2 separate regions of the Homo sapiens genome follow, and region 2 is linked to region 1. Evidence: read pairs that join two places in POLR2A ChIA-PET (ENCODE). Cell type or tissue: GM12878. All regions are shown on one strand. Each heading gives the region's core, and the rest is flanking DNA. Links, peaks and the distances in the headings are about the cores only.

The links. ChIA-PET counts read pairs that join two places held together with the same protein. Peaks named below come from ENCODE experiments on the same cell type or tissue, not always from the same donor. Only the 100,000 strongest peaks of a DNase experiment are listed, where the experiment ranks them.
Region 2: POLR2A ChIA-PET joins it to region 1 with 11 read pairs; 2 of 35 experiments call an interaction of 5 or more read pairs at or near these places.

The regions. Positions count from the first base shown.
Region 1 is chr3:31,390,370-31,395,756 of GRCh38, forward strand. No RefSeq gene overlaps it. Among named protein-coding and RNA genes, the nearest start is that of STT3B, 140 kb to the right of the region's middle. RefSeq lists an enhancer at 2,095-2,304. In GM12878, for the core only: no CTCF peak of the experiment used is centred there; DNase peaks (open chromatin) are centred at 1,005 and 2,362; H3K27ac peaks cover 805 bases.
Region 2 is chr3:31,214,669-31,220,055 of GRCh38, forward strand. No RefSeq gene overlaps it. Among named protein-coding and RNA genes, the nearest start is that of MIR466, 56 kb to the left of the region's middle. In GM12878, for the core only: no CTCF peak of the experiment used is centred there; a DNase peak (open chromatin) is centred at 5,033; H3K27ac peaks cover 1,314 bases.

The DNA.
Region 1 (5,387 bases), core at 174-5,173:
ATTGAACCAAATGGCCCCTAAAGGTCCTTTTAAACCCTATGACTTTGTGATTCCTCTGCTAATAATATTAAGAAAGTGTTAATACCTAACTTTTTTCTAATCCTTTTTTATTTACTCTCTACTTGTATTTTTTCAGATTGGAAAGGGAAACTTCTTCCTGCAAATAGTCCATTCGCATCTCTCCCTGACACAAGGCTGAAATTTTAGTATTGCAAATATCACTGGGGAATATTTCTCAGCTGCAGTTGATTATTTCTTCTTTCACTACCAGATGTCACTGTACCTGGAAAGAATTCACTTAGCAAGGAAGGGGGAGGCAGTGAGCTGCAGAGGGAAGAAACAGTGTGCCAAAGAAACTGGTGGGTGGGCCTGAGAGAGAGTGGAGGAGGCTGGGGAAAATTTGCTAAAAGTCAGAGACACAAAACTAGTATTTGAGATTAAAAATAAAATTAACTAAGCCATAGTTTGCGTGTGTGCACATGTGTGTATTTAAAGTGTCTTAAGACACCAAATTCTACACCATTCAATCGAAGCTATTTGACCATAGCAATTAAAAATATTAATGATGCCAGTCTGAATCCTTCATAAGAACTCATCCCAAGCTGCCAGAAAAGGCAAAAAGTTTTAGGCAAGATTTACATACACCCATTCAGAATGAAAAATTGGTGACCTGAAATTAGCGGCCAGAATGAAAAGTAACCAAATAAACTTCTATTTTACACCGGAATTTATCATCTCTCTAATTTGTCAGTGGTCAATTCTGGGAGTGCTTTTGGAGGACTGCCTTTTGCCCTTCTTTGGAATGTGATTTTCATCCAGGGAAGAAATGAGGGCAGGAATTATTGAAAGCCCTGTTTCAGATCAGCATTAACAATTCATGGAACTCATCTCTAGTTCTACCCAAGGCATTTGGAAGGACACCTGGCGTGTAGCAAAAGCTTGTTCAAAGTGTCTCCTAATCTGCTTTGAAATGCACAGTGGATTGGGGCCAACACAAGGTCAGCACCCGTCCTCATTTAGTGAGCTGGCTGGCTGTGCTCCTCCGGTAGAGGAACTGAGAAGACAGAACCTACTGCAAATCCACTGCAGAGTTTTTCAGCTGGTGGCTGAGGGTCTTTTGAAATGCAAACCTCTAGAGCTGAGGGGGAAGCTTGTTTTCCATTCTGGGCCACTGGCTCACAGAAGGGGAAAAAATAATCACCGAAAAGTAATTTAGGTTGGGTGATTTACAAAGTGAGAAAGATCAAAGGTTAAACTCACACAATTTAAATGTCGAGAATAGGGAATTTTCAACATGATTCATTAAATATACTCAATTTAGGGGGATGTATCTTGATTTCAGATGAGAAGCAGGTAAGGAAGACTTTCGTTCCTTCCACTCCACCAAACTTGATGCAGGTAAAATTAATGCATTCTACAGCACTGCCCATTCCCCCCAGCCACACTCTCTTCCTCTGGCTTCTGCGATGCCAAACTCTTCTGGTTTTCCTCCTCCTCCAACTTCCCACTCTTCAGTGTCACTTGCCAGGTCTTCCTCCTCTTCTCAAACTTGACTATGATATACCCTTGACCATGAACTCCTCAAACTTGACTATGAAACCCTGTGATATACCTGCCTCCTTCAAGGTTGGTTCTTTAAGGCTTGGTCCTAGGCCTGCTTTTATTCTGCCAATGTACTACCCACCCACAGGACCTCATCCACACTGTAGCTCCACACCTTCTCTAAGCAGATGATCATGTGTTTGATCTTCATCCACAGCTCCAGGCCCACACATCCAGCAGCCTGCTGACTGTGCCCCTTGTATGTCTCACACACAACTCAGCGTGATCCAGACTGACCTCCACCCCTTCCTTCAATCCCAGTCTTCCTCCAGTGTTTCTTTCTCAGTGAAAGCAAATCCATCTGCTCAGTTTCAAAAGCTAGAAAACTAAGAGTCAGTCTTGAAACTCTCTCTCCCTCACCCCGCATCTAATCCATCTCCAAATCCTAAATATCTCCTCTTCTCTCTACTCCTAAAGTCCAAGCTGCCAGCATCTCTACATCCAAAATGGCAACAGCTTATTAACCAGTTTCTCTGCATCTACTTTTGCTCCCTTCAGTCCGTTCTGTGCATACCAGCCAGGGGGATTTTTCTACAGGGCAAAGCTGATTGTGCCTTGCTCCTGCTGAGAATTGTTCAATGCATTGTAATGCTTTTAGGATAAAGATCGACATCCTTATCACAGCCCAGAAAGCTGTGAAAGACTTGTCTGCACAATTCTGCAGCCTCACCTTGAGATACCTTCCTGCCTTCCATGTCCTCTCCCAGTTCCACTCTAAAAACCACACAGGTTTTTCATTTTCTCAAGCTCACCCTACTTCTCTCCACCTCAGCACCTTCAAAAAGGGCTGGTTCTTTTCTGGCCTTTCATGCTTCCTCCTCACCTTGTCTAGTTTCTTCTCATCTTTTAGATCTCAGTTCCTCACAGAAAGCTTCCTGCATCCAGAAAGCCAGGTCAAAACCTCTGCTTACTCAGTGTCGCAATGTCTTTGACTTTCTATTTTTGTAAGACTTTTCATACTTTTTCATTAAATGGTGACTCTACATATTTAGTTGTTTTCTATCTTTTGCATTGCTACTTTTCCCAGTGCCTAGTACTGTGCCCTGCACATAAGATATATTCAATAAGACTGTCCCGAATGAATGAATGAATGAATGAATGAATAATATAAAGAGATAAAATCACCCAAAAAATGAGAAAGATCATTTCTAGCCAACTTACTCATAATTTGTGTGTTTTTATTTCTTTGAATTTGGTGAAATGCTATCTCTCTCAGTTACTTTTTTTGGTATTAGCAACCAACTTAAACCCCACTGGATTTTTTTTACATTAACTGAAGTCAAGCCAGGTATATCTCTATGCTTAAGCAATTTCTGTTTCATTTAAATGTAAAGTTTTATATTTGAGAAAAAAGTATTTTTGAAATGAAATTCTGCAAGTCAAGATAATAACTGTTCTCACCAGATGTCATTTGAAAATACTATAATCATGACTTTCATGCCTTTTTCAAATTGTTAATAAATTGTCTTCTTATGCTAGCACCACAAAAACGCTACGATACACCTGCCTCTTTCCCCATGTGGCAGGAATAATTGGTCAATTAATTCACTAGCCTTTCCCCAACCCTCTTAGTTTTTCCTTTTTAGTTATAAAGTTTAAAACATGCCAGAGACCCACTTTGCCAGTTTTCCTTGAAGCTAGTGTTGTCTAGTGAGAAATAAGGTACACCTATAGAAGAAATGTGGAAACATATTTTGCTGTCATTTAAAAAAAAAAAAAAGCAATATCAACCCAAGACATACTTTTTTAACACAATTACTCAATTGCTTCTACTTTTGAGTGTGGTTGCACTGCCTGGAACCATGGAAGCCATCTGATGATCATGAGGTAACAAGCATGAAGGAAGAGTCAATACGATGAAAATGAAGGAGCTTCTGAACCAGCCTGTTATGCCTATCCACAGAGTTCTTGTTATGAGAAATAACTGTATCTTCATTGCCTAAACCACTAATAGATAGGTTTCCTGGGATTTACACTCAAACATATCTGAAATGATGCAATCAGTTAGAACGGGACATTGATCAACATTCCAAGTATAGTTGATCATTCAGACACAACTCTGTCTACCTGTATTGAACAGCAATCATCATTTCTCTATCTTATCCACAAAGCTGTCTTGGAGACTTTATTTTAAATTCCTCATTCAAGTCAAGGTACATTGAGACTGTGAGATTTCTCTCCTTTGAAAGTTCTGTAGGTTTACCCTATAAGCATTGCTCTTGGCCTGAAAAGAGTGTAGATAAGAGATATAGTGAGCTCAGGTCTTATGTCCGTGAGATTTGGTCTGGATTAACATTAAGCTTCTTAAGACCTTACTTTCTATCACCTTCGTCCTCCTCTTTTTCATAATTATTTTTTGAAGTGGATACGTACTCTTCTGAACATATAAAAATGAAAAAAACAACAAAACAAAGGCAATAAGTTCTCCCTGCTGCTCCTTCAAGCCCTTTAATGGTTCTTTATCCTGACAAATTCTTCAGAGGCTTTCTCCAATAAATAGAATAGTCACAGCATCCCCTGGTTTTAGTTAGACTATCAGCTGGAATTCTGTATCAGAGACCCAAAATAACAGTGGCCTCAATAAAAAGGTGATTATTTCTAACCTAACAGCCCAGGCATTGGCAGTCAGAGTGGTATGGTAGCCATAATTTCAGGCAGTTTCCCTCTTTCTTCTTCCTCTAGCATATCTTGTTGGCTTTTCCTCTTGGCCCACATCCAAACCATGGCATAAAAATGGGGACAGGAGAATGGAAGATGTTCTTTTCCTTTTAAGGCATGACACAGGAATTGCCCTCATCCCTTCTGCCCACACGTAATTGACTAGAACTTAGTCACATGGCCACATCCCGGTGTAAGGAAGGCTAAAAAATGTAGTCAATATTATGGGAAGCCATGTGCACATAAAGATCAGGGATTTTACTACAAGAGAACAAAGTGAGAAAAAAAATTGAGGAACAACTTACTGTCTCTATCAGAACACCCTCCCAAAAGAAATCTTATTTTCTGGGCTGAAGTTGCAGTAACAAACTGTAAGGTAACAATCTAAATGAAATCAAGCCAAAGGCCAAAGCTGGCTCCCAGGTTAGACAGAGGTCACCCACTTCGATAAGCAAAGCTCAATGTTTTCTAAGAAGATTCTCTATCATAGTGGTTCTCAAAGTAAACTTGGCACCAGGAACATCAGCTATCAGTGTCACCTGGATATTAGAATTGCAAATTCTTGGGCCCCACCTCGACTTACTGAATCAGAAACTCTGGAGCTGATGCCCAGGAATCGGTTTTAACAAGCTCTCCGAGTGATATTGACGCATGTTCAAGTTTAGGAACCACCACGCTGTAAAGTATAGCACTTCATGGGCTTATAATGAGCACTTACTAATTCCTACAGTAAGACACCAGATTACCTGAGTAATTCTTGGGCTCAGGTGAGCAATGAAGTGTTCAGTTAGGAAAACGTTCTGGTCATAAAATGAATTCCAAATAAAAAAATATATCCTTATATCAAGGAGTCTTTAATTCTTCTTAGGAAAGATTCTATTAGGTTTACCTTCAACCTTTTCAAAAACAACAGTTTTTCATCTGCAAAACAGAGTAGTGAAAAAAACAGTTATACAGAAGTGGATTGAAAATCAAGCAAAAGGCAAGCCCTTCTCTTACTGTATTGTCATCATAAAGACATGGACCAGCTAGCTCTCTTTTGGATATAGTCAGCATTATGAATAGCGTGTCACATGGAGTCATCCTTCCCTAAGGGAAGGGATGCCAATCACTAGCTCAACAGGTGG
Region 2 (5,387 bases), core at 294-5,293, 180 kb before region 1:
CCCTCCAGTGACCCTTAAAAAGAGTTTGAGAACTATAAAGTCACAAGAATAAAACCTTAACACTGACAGGATATAAGCTGGCTACAGATGACATTTCCAACCCCCTCTCCTTGTCAGTACAAAAGATGCATTGGATGTGGGGGACAGATTTGTTGAGATACTCATGGACTTGCATGTGTGGCACTTTATGAAAAAATAAAAAGGAATCAGACTTCCCATTTAAATTCTCTCACCTCTACCCCTTCCTTACATTTTTTCCTTGCCCCCCAACTCTCACAGGAACAGAGTAACATGGGATAAAGAGGATGAGAGTACAGAAAGCAAATGATAAAAATATGTGCTCTTGAGTCATTGGAAGATTCTGATCCAAAGTAATGGGTGATTATTACTCCTTGAAGCCACAGTCAAAAGCAAATTTAAAATATTCCCTCCTTTTCTCCTGAAGTCTTTTTCTCCAATCTGGCAACTGGCAATGCACTAAAGGAATGTTTTCATCAATGTGTCCAAATATGTTATTCAAAGTAAGATTTTATATGAGATAGCCTCAGGGAACTTTCTGGAAGAAAAAGGCAGCCCCAAAATTGGATGCACAAATTGCTTTAAGGTTTTAAGATTTGGCGAAATATATTGTGCCTTCATTGTACCCCAAGCCAGAAATGGAAAAAAGAAAAAAGAATCAATACAAAGAATGACTTTCCAGGCAGTGCAAAGGGATTCAGTGTTTCCACAGGTTTGCAAGAATGCAACAAGCAAGAAAGGCAGTGTCCCCAAAACAAAGTGACCAGTCCTCTGAGCTTCTAGCTGGCAAGTTGCCCAGCAGAGATAATAGGATGTTATTGAATTTTCAGGCATCTCGGTCAGTGATGGAGGTGGAGGGGTGTTGCAAAAGGATAATGGAAGGAGCAGGGATTGGGAAAGCAAGGATGGAGGGGCAGGTAAATTCTGGAAGTGGAAAATTATTTTTCAAGCATAGAAAAACTTAAAAAAATACTACTGCACTACTGTGGAAGTCATGTACTAAAAGTGTCCTTATAAGAGGAGATGTGAAGGGTGGTACATGGGTCATAAAATAAACTTTGTGGCCAGGACCCTCTGACCACTAAAACCATAGATGCTTAAACAGAAAAATCCAATCAAGCAGAAGGATGGTATTCTCCAAGTAATAAGCCACTTCAGTGAGTATTCATGCTCTAATCCCAGGCCCAGATTCATAATAAGGGCAAAAATGTAAGCACACACACACGCACACACACACGTGCATGCACACCCCCACACACATACACATGGCTAGGGGCAGAGCATCCCAAGGCCCAAGTGTAGGAGGAGGCAATGGGAAAACACATTCACTCATTCAGTAGGAAAACTCATCCTTTTTTAATTGCTTTGCATTTGTTTTTCATCTTCTCTCGCATTTCTTCTGATGGTGATTATGATTGTATTTTGAAATCATGATCCACCGCTGCAGCACTGTAATTACATAAATATGGCATTATAAATGAAGGTTAGCACCAGAAATAGCAAAGCAGAGAGGGGTGCAATTTGTCTTTGTGGATGTAAGTGTATGTGTATATGTTTATAAATACCTCTCATTTATATGGCATTTGGAAATAATCTGCTAGTGCAAGCAAGGGGGTCTTAGGAAATAGAACAAAATCCTCAATCCCATTTTCAGCTGAAGAATACAACGGTAAGAAAAGGCACGTTCTTCCAGTCATGATAAATGGAGATTGTTAAGTAAGAGTTAGGCTTAAACTGAGCTCAGATTTCTCAACTGGCCTGGGCACCACTGGTTCTTCTTGTGGACAGGAATCAGTCTGTGTCAGTACAGCTTATCAACAGTGCTCTTCAGCAACCCTAGGACCTCAGAGAGTATCTCTTAACCTCCTATATTTCCTTCCGAACAGGAGAACATCTCTCTCTCTCTCTCTCTCTCTCTCTCTCTCTCTCTCTCTCTCTCTCTCTCTCTCTCAATTTCACTCACTTTTGCCTGCAGCACACCACCCAGTATCTTCAACCAATCAATAACTCAGTTCCTTTCACTCTCAGGGAAAAGGAAAATTCTGAAGTGTGTACCACACAGGGTGTGTGGTAGTTCTAAAACATGTTAACAAATTATTCAAACCTTCTCTCTTCAAGAGATAGAGACTGAGTTTTCTTCCCTTGAATGTGGGCTATACTAAGTGACTCACTTTGAATGACCAGAAGATGATAGTGATGCTATGTCATCATAGCATCACTTATGACCAAACCTAAGTCATAAGAAGGCGACTTCTCTTTGGCATCACTTCTACTGGGAAAAGCCAGCTTCCATGTCATGGGAACACTCTAGCAACTTGTGGAGAAGTTGATGCAGATAGGAACGTAGGTCCTGCCAACAACCATCACCAGTTCACAAGCTACATGGCTGAGCCACCTTGGAAATAGATGATCCAACCCCACTCATCCCTTTAGATTATTGCAGCTTTGACTAATGTCTTGGCTATATATAATTTCATGTGAGATCAGTCCTGAGCCAGTACCGCCTGGACAAGCCGCTCCAAATTCCAGATGTAAAAAAATATGAATGCAGTAAATACTTGTTATTTTAAACCACGAAATTTTGGGTCAACTTGTTACATAGCGGTAGATAACAATACAGCATCCTCATGGTATTGACCCCCAGTTACCCATAGCTCTCACTTGCTCATCAATTACCTCACTATGCTTCCTTGGATCACATCCAAAATAAAGAAACTTCACTCAAAATTCTTGTCTCAGGGTTTGCATTAAGAGTCTAAAACATGCCATATAAGATAGATATTATTCTCACTTTAGGGATTTAAAAAAGTAATATGCGTAGGTTACAGCTATATAGCAAATAATAGCAAAACCAGATTTTCTGAATCCTAATCCACTGCTTCCTGATTCATTATAGCTGCATCTCCCTGCCACTCATACCCCCATTCTTTGCCATTTTAAGCAACCTCTTTTCTCTCTCCAAGAACAAATCAGTTAATTTGCTCACTCGCTGCGGGCCTAGACACTCATCTTAATCTCAAAATTTAAAAACCAGTCTCAGTGAATTCAATAACCAAAGCAGGAACTTTTAGTCACTGAAGCCTAAATGTATTTGTTTTTCCTAATGATACCTGTACACAACAAGGAGGAACAATTAGCAAATCAATAAATTATTCGTTTGTTGATGTTAATGCAAAGACTATATGTGGCTCTACCTTGTTTTATGTCTAGACTACAGGTGGTGGCCTGAAACTGCTGACCAAAGAAATGACCATGCTGTGTGGGCAAGAAATGGTGAAGATAAAGCCCATATGTGCTGTACTTTCTGTTTGGATCAAATAAAATGTACAGCCAACTCATCTGTCAGATATTTAATCATAATCATTATTGTGTTATGTGGTAATTAGGCATAAATGGGACATAAATGACTCTTGCTAGAAGTACTTTATATATCAAAAAATTTTTGTGTTTCCAAATATCCATCTCTTTGATAATTTTCAAGTATCTGTCTCTACTTACTGTCACTGTAGTTGGTTTCCCCTGAGTCAGACCGGTAAAGAAGAATACATATGGGCTTTGGAATCAAACAAATCACTCACACTGTGTGATCTTGATCAAACCACATGACATCTCTAGGCCTCTTGTGTAAAATTGAAATGAGTGCCTCTCCAGCAGGGTCACTATAAGAATCAAATGAGAAACTGAAATGCAGTAGCTAACACTGCGTTAGTACGTAGTAGGTGCTCAGTAAAGATCTTGTTCCTGTCTTTTATATCAACATTACTTTCACATGCCTTAATGAGAGGTTCTTGATACTCTCTCCATGAGTTTTTTTTTGTATGCCCTGTATCCCTCCCCTGAGAGCAACTGCTTTCATTCTCCAAATCACTGTCTCATGCTAAAATCTTAAATTTATCCATGCTTTCAAAAATATACCTCTTATCAGCTGAAGAAAAATTTATACAAAACTTTTTTGTATATAACATGAAAGATGGCTTTGGGTCCACAAGTAGAAATAAACAGATTTCAAATGCATCTAGGAATAGGCATGTCAACACTTTGGCATGAATGAGTTCTAGTTACGGGCAATTTCTCTTTCCATTTGATTTGGTTATGGCTGGTGAGTAAGCTGGAAGAGACTGGTCATCTGAAAAAGCTAAAGAAGAAAATGGGGCTATGACTTGCAGTTGTGTTCATCCAATAGGAGGCTGGTCATATTTTGGAATAATTTGGCAAACATGTACAGATAGGAAATGTACTCAAAAATATTTCATGTCCTTGGGGCTGTGTGCTCTTTGGGGCCTTGCAGGCACTATGAAGATGAAGAGTTTGCCTCTTTCCTCTAGAAGAGATTTGTAAAAGCAGTGTTCACTGATAGACACAACAGCTCATAACAACAGCAGCAACAGGGTCAACTTCCACTTATTAAGGGCATAACATTTATTTGCATACCAAGGTTAACAAATCACTTTTACTTCTTTTCCATTTGGTCGTCCTGCAGCCCAAGTGAGTACTATTTTTAATTCCATTTTACAGATAAACAAGCTGAGACCAAGAGAGGTTAGACATAATGCCCCACAAGCCCTCAAATAGCAGGCAAAAGAATGAGGTCTGGATTCTCAATTCCACATTCTTTTCTCTTACCACACTCCCCTATTAATAAATAGCTTGTTTGTCTGAAGGATAAATGGAAGCTAATTTATAAATTCTCCAGCTAGCTTTTCTTGCCCCATATTGGTGTTTAGAGCCACAAAACCACACATCCACATTACATAGAGTGGTGTAGAAATAATTTTTAAATAATCACATTATTAGTCTTTGAGAAGAAAAACCTGCCATGAATAAAGAGATGATTTCACAGGGTCCAGGGTAATTGCAAGCAGCTGTGGACTTAACCATGGTAGATAATCCAGAGATAAAAGGTGCATTCTTTTGAGCAGTTGAGGCAGCCAACTTCTTTCATCAGTGCCTGTAACTTCTGCAGAAGGAAACATTCAGATCTCACCACAAAAGAGCAGACCTTCACTGGGTCATCTGTGACACAAACTGACAGTCAGGTTTTTATCAACTTCTCACCACAACATGGAGACTTTTAACCACAGATGTCCGATTCACATATAAAGCTCTCAACCCCACCAGACAAGAACCACTTTCAAATGTAATAAATAAAAGAATCACTTTCAAAATAAGAAAGTGAGGCATGGAGTACAACAAATACAAATTGAGCCAGGCACTATGCCAGGAGGGGGTCCCTGCCCTGAAGGGGAAGATAGGGCCATGGTTCTTAAGCCTGGATGTTTAATAGTGTCCCCTCAGGGCTTATTAATATCCCAACACCTAGGTCTCAATTTATTGATAATTGATTTTTCTCAAATAATTCAGAAACTCTG